Linked DNA regions of Homo sapiens: region 2 is linked to region 1. Evidence: chromatin contacts called from ENCODE Hi-C data. All regions are on one chromosome and are shown on one strand. Each heading gives the region's core, a stretch centred on a gene start or an enhancer-like site at or near the end of the contact. The rest is flanking DNA. Distances are from core to core; before and after follow the strand shown.

Region 1 (2,655 bases), core at 56-2,555:
TCAATCTGTTTGTGTTCGATAGGCTGAGATTTGAAAGGTTTGATTCTGTGTTCTTTCTACTAGATCCTCGGCTTCATTTAGACTTGTGCTTAATTTTCTGTCATTGGCTATTGAGTCTACAATCAATCTTTGGAGTAAAAGTGGTAGTCTTTTGGTCCAAATAGTAATAATGAAAATGGTGAGACCAGTAATTCATTTTTTATTATTCTGTATTCAGTAAGAATCAACCTGTATCAAATAGCTGAAAAGGCCTGAAGCCTCCCAAATGCATATCATTACACAAATTCTGTGTGAGGACTGACATCTTGGTTTCATATACTAATTATACTGCATGGGCCCCATTTATAACCATATCTACTCGTCATTTGATCCTGGCTACTGCCGATGGATGCTATCTTCATCACATTATAGCAAACATTTGGGTGATTAAGTTTTTCTCAAAAATTCTAGATTAGCATACAACGGCTTTACTACTTATATGTCATCTAAGACGTTTTTTAAGAATTAGTTACTACTACGCCCAACGCAGTGAGGTAGCAAATATTATGCCTGTTTATTTTCATCTCCATTTCAGGCTTGCGCGCCTTTCCCCCCTCGGGACTTCCCGAGGACACCCCTGCAGCAGTGAGCCCGAGTCCTGGCTTTGGCTGCATGTTAAGAAATATTAATCAAAATGAATGCGTGCCCTTTAAGAGAAAAAAACTGTGGGTCCTTCAGCCTTTAAAAACCATGCCGTGGTTTAAAAACTTAAAACTATATTTCGGCAGAACGCTGAGCATTTCTTCAAATCACTCTGAGAAGCTTGAGTGTCTTTAATTTCACCGGTCTGTCAAACGTAACGCGTCTCTCCCTCACCCCACATTTTAAGTTTCCAAGGAGCGGAAGAAGGGCCTCCGGGGGTCCCGGCCGCCGCAGGCTGCTGGGGGTGAGGACACGACTCGGCCTCCGTCCGACTCGAGGGTGTCGCGAAGGCCAGGAGGGAACGAAAGTTACCCTCGAACTTCGGAGGCGAAAGATTTCATGTGGATCTTAAAAAGGGCAAAACCTACCCCAAAGGCCGTAAACCGCCCTCCCCTCCCCCGCCAGAGAACTTCCCGGCGCAGAGCTTCCGCAGCCTGCTGCAGGCCGGGAGACCTTCACGCTCACTCGCTCTCCGCCACACGCCGGAACTGCGCGGCCACGTCCACGGGGACCCTGGCCATGCCCCGCACCGCCACCCAGCCCCAGGCGATCCCCGGGCCCCACGCGCCTGCAGTCGGCGCTGCGCCTGCGTGGGAGGATCCGGCGGAAGGGGCGGGGTCAGGTGGCACTTCCGTGGCTTCGGGCGGGTGAGTATGGGGAGTGCGCGCGGCGTCCAGGAGTCGGGACTGGGCTCCCGCCTACGGCCGCCCTCCCGCCGGGGGGCCAGCGCGGTCCTCCGGGGCGCCCCCTGGAGGATTTGGGGTGGGGGAAGGAAAAGGAGAGTATTATCGAATATTCTCCTAATATTGATGTTCGGGGTGCGGATATGTGTGGACAGGCAGGAGTCGGCAAATGGGTTCAAATGGAAGCTTTAACAAAGAAAGGCCCTGTACGTAAACAGTGTTTTAAAATTCTCATCTTGGTTAGGTTTCTCAGGTTATCTCTGAGCCACAGCAAGGCAGCTTTGTTAAGGTGGCTCTTCCCTTGTCGCTGCCAAACCCGGTAAATGGTTAACCTGAGGCCGCGTCAGAGAAAGCCACTATGACTCCTACCAAAGAGTGAAATTGAAACTCTTTTCTGGGAAATCAAATCCAGGATATAAAAGTTGGATTCAAACTAAAAGTTACAAACAGTATCTAGGTTCCGTCACATGGCGTGCCGGGCAGGGTCTAAATCTCTTTCAGCAGAGGGCATGCTGTCTTCATATGTATTTCTCATTAGAAAATGAAAGACGACCTAAACCAAAATAATATAAAAATTTTTTATTATCTGTCTTAAGAGTTGTACCCTAATCCATATGTTTAGAAAACATAAACTAATAAAACTTTTCCAACTTGGTAGAAAGCCAAAAGTTTCCAGAAAAACTGTGTGGATTATTCAGCATTTTGCTGTTGTCTACAATGTTCAGAATATTCTTTTACAATAATTTTGCACTAAATACCGGTTTGTGTTCAGGGTAACAAGAGGTTTTTAAAAAGTCAAAGACAAGGACAGGTTTTTTAAGGGCTGTATTCTATTAGGAGAGACAAAACAAGCATGAAAAGTTACATATCCATAAGAAATGTAAATCACCATTTGAGATATTTGAAGATGTCAAAAGAAAACCTTTATTTAGAATGGAAAGAGCTGGTGAATGCTCGAAACATTTACCATTTAGCTGATTGTTGCCATGTGGGAATGGGGGTCTCTCAAACGCAGATCCGATTTTCTCCAACACAGGCCAAAGATCTGTATTTTTACGTATTTTTTCTTGATTTTTAATGTTACTTGCAACCAATTTAGTTAACACACACCTTCTGTGGGTGGGCCAGGTGCAACTAGTTTGTGACCTCTGCAGATTTTCACCTTAGTACAGTCCTACACTTACACAATGGTTCAGTTAAAGATTTTTTGACTTTACAGTGGGTTTATCCAGACACAGACCCGATTGTAAGATGAAGACTCTTTGTATTCAGAAATAATTGGAATTAGAGG
Region 2 (2,655 bases), core at 113-2,612, 5.2 Mb before region 1:
ATTATTCCACTTAGGTGAGGTACCTAGAGTAGTCAAACTGATAAACACAAAGTAAGATGATTACTGCCAGAGGATGAGGGGAATAGGAAATGGAGAGTTGCTCTTTAATAGGTATACAGTTTTAGTTTGGCAAGATGAAAAGAGAGATTGGTTCTGGAGATTGGTTGGAGAACAATGTGGAATGTATCTTATACTACTGAAGTTAAAAATGGTTAAGATGGTAAATTTTATTCTATGTATATTTCACTACAATTAAAAATATTTAAAAATACTGTTCTAGCAAAAACAAAAGGTTGCTTTTAATAGTTTCTCTTGATCTTTGGTGTCCTGCAATTTCACCGTTGCATAGAATTCTTATATTAATCCTGCTCAAGAATAAGTACTTCTTGAATCTGAAAATTCAAATATTCCACAATCTTGGAAAATTCTTAGTTATTACTCTTTGAATACTGCCTGCATCCATTCTCTCTAGTCTCTCTTTTTTGGCACTCCTATTAGATTTATGTTGGATTTTTTTTCATTTATTTAGCTCCTACATTGCATTCTAGTAAATTTCCTCAAACTGAATATTGCAGTCGCAGCCAAATGCATAGTTCTCAAAACACTGAATAGAAGATATTTTTATATAGCTCTTAAAATGATTAAGGCGATGTGTCAGCAAACTGTGCCAGAAGTAAAAAGTCAAGAAACAGGGAGACATAAGGCTTGTCTCTACAGCTTAGGAGGCTGTGCCAAAGCCAAAATAATAATGTATTGCTGTGGATGTCTACCTTGTACTCAACGAATATTAAAGCAGGATGCCGCTTTGTGTCAAGTACTAGATTACGATGAACGGTGTCACGAAGAACACTCCACTCTTGATACCGTATATGTGACCTTGAGCAAGAAATGTGTTCACGCTCAGGCTTCAGTTCCTTTCTGTGGGTTGCTGTGAGGCTCCACAGGGGTAAGGTAAGCACAAGTGCTATGCCTCAGTACCACTAGGGTATTTTCTCAATTCTAAAATATTAAATGGCCACGCACTACAGATTTAATAATAGTTTCGGAGGAGGGGCGTGAGGAGAGGAACATTCCACTAGCTCAACTATAAGCTTTCCGATTTCGGAAATAAGAAAAATATGAAAAAGTCTGCTTTTAGAATTAAGGAACGACGGTGTCGCGTTGACTTTCTCTGCTTGGTTCGCAAACGCTCTTTTCTCGAACTTGAATGACTTCTCTGTCGCTCATACCAACCTCTTTCCTGAATGACTTCTCTGTCGCTCATACCAGCCTCTTTCCTGATTTTCCACACTGGGATTCTCACTCCAATTCTCAGGTTTCCTGATAGACCTGATGAGCCGCTTCACCAGCGCCGCTTAGCTTCGCTTCTTTACTGTCATTGGCTGTCGCTGTTCCAGGTCCCGCCCACAGCGACCTCAATCCTGATTGGATGTCAGTGTCCTTTTGTTATGGCAAAGGTGGATCCCGGTGCTTTGAGATTGGACGACTGGGGTGAGGCGGGCAGCTAATGCGCAGGCGTGTATTCTCGAGTCAGGATTGGCGGGCGAGCGGCTGGGACGGGATGGGATTCTTCTCACGGCGCACGTTCTGTGGGCGGAGTGGGCGGAGCTGCCGGGGTCAGTTGGTCCAAGTGTCCCGGCCTGAGGTGTCGGCCGGATCCCTCCTTCTCCCGGCGCCTCAAGCGGAAGGTGAGGGCCGTCCCGGGCAGCGGAGGGCCTGGCCCCAGGCGACTAGAGCTGCATCCTCAGTACCTCCGAGGGCCTGGAGGGCGGGGCGGGCTGGACGCGGCCCTGCGCACCGGGGGCCCGGGAGGAGCGGTCTCGGGCCTGGGCATTTGGTGGGCGGCGGAGGCCTGGCTCCCGGCAGAACCCTTGCGCGACCTCTTTTTCTCCTGTTTTCGTTGTCAGGCCCAGGCGTTCTTTGGGAGAGGGACCTCTCGCGGTCCCTGACGCAGACATCGTGTAGCTTTCTCCCCGCAGCTCCTGGGTCGGGAGCCGCTTTGCAGCTCTCGGCTCTGGAATTGGACTGCGGGAGGGGCGTTTGGGTGGAATGGGACCTGGCACGCCTGGACCTTCCCGTGGCTGCTCTGCGAGAGCCTGAGAGATGGGAGGGGAGGCTGAGGTGGGGAGGGAGCCTAGAGAGCCGTAAAATAAGGATTGGACCATTTTTCCAGGCGGCGAAAGCGGCACCTGGGTTTGTTTCCTGATCGTCTTCTCCCCCAGAGTCCTGCTGAACAAGTTTTGGGAAGAAAGGTTTGGAAAGGAGAAAGAGGATACATTCCTGAAAGGCAGGGCTTCTGTTATACAGTGTGTCAACCTCACACTATTACGCAACAATAAGGACAGATGCCATTCCAGGTTGCCAACACGTTTTCTATGCCCGAGGACCCAAAGCTGTGCCCATGTATTCTGGTACCTCTATTCCTGATTAAAATCAGTGTAGCTAGCCATTCTCTGAGAGTATAGCTTCCATTTAAATCCTCATTTGGCCAAACAGTTCCTTGATCTTGTGGAATTTGAAACTGGATTTATTTAACCAGGACAAGTCAAAGCAGAACTTGAACAGATCTGAACAGACATTATATTGAAGTTCCGTAGCTTGAAGGGAATGGAGTTTATTTTCAGTTGCTTAGTAAAGATTCCAGAGGAGTTTGAC

Evidence for each region. A loop is a pair of places that touch in the nucleus more often than their neighbours do. Pooled maps may share reads with other maps.
Region 2: a loop to region 1 is called in a map of CD4-positive, alpha-beta memory T cell, with 13 times the contacts of the local background. The contact joins the promoter of SCOC-AS1 here to the promoter of MMAA in region 1. A Hi-C loop is called at or near these places in 3 of 168 maps with a recorded cell type or tissue (CD4-positive, alpha-beta memory T cell and naive thymus-derived CD4-positive, alpha-beta T cell) and 8 of 50 pooled maps.

The regions. Positions count from the first base shown.
Region 1 is chr4:145,618,080-145,620,734 of GRCh38, forward strand. MMAA (metabolism of cobalamin associated A) reads left to right here and starts at 1,306. Exons shown (of 7, transcript NM_172250.3): 1 at 1,306-1,328. RefSeq lists silencers at 1,135-1,574, 1,605-1,674.
Region 2 is chr4:140,372,030-140,374,684 of GRCh38, forward strand. SCOC-AS1 (SCOC antisense RNA 1) reads right to left here and starts at 1,363. Exons shown (of 5, transcript NR_033939.1): 1 at 1,234-1,363. SCOC (short coiled-coil protein) reads left to right here and starts at 1,617. Exons shown (of 4, transcript NM_001153484.2): 1 at 1,617-1,688. RefSeq lists enhancers at 1,300-1,801, 1,497-1,546 and a silencer at 1,707-1,906.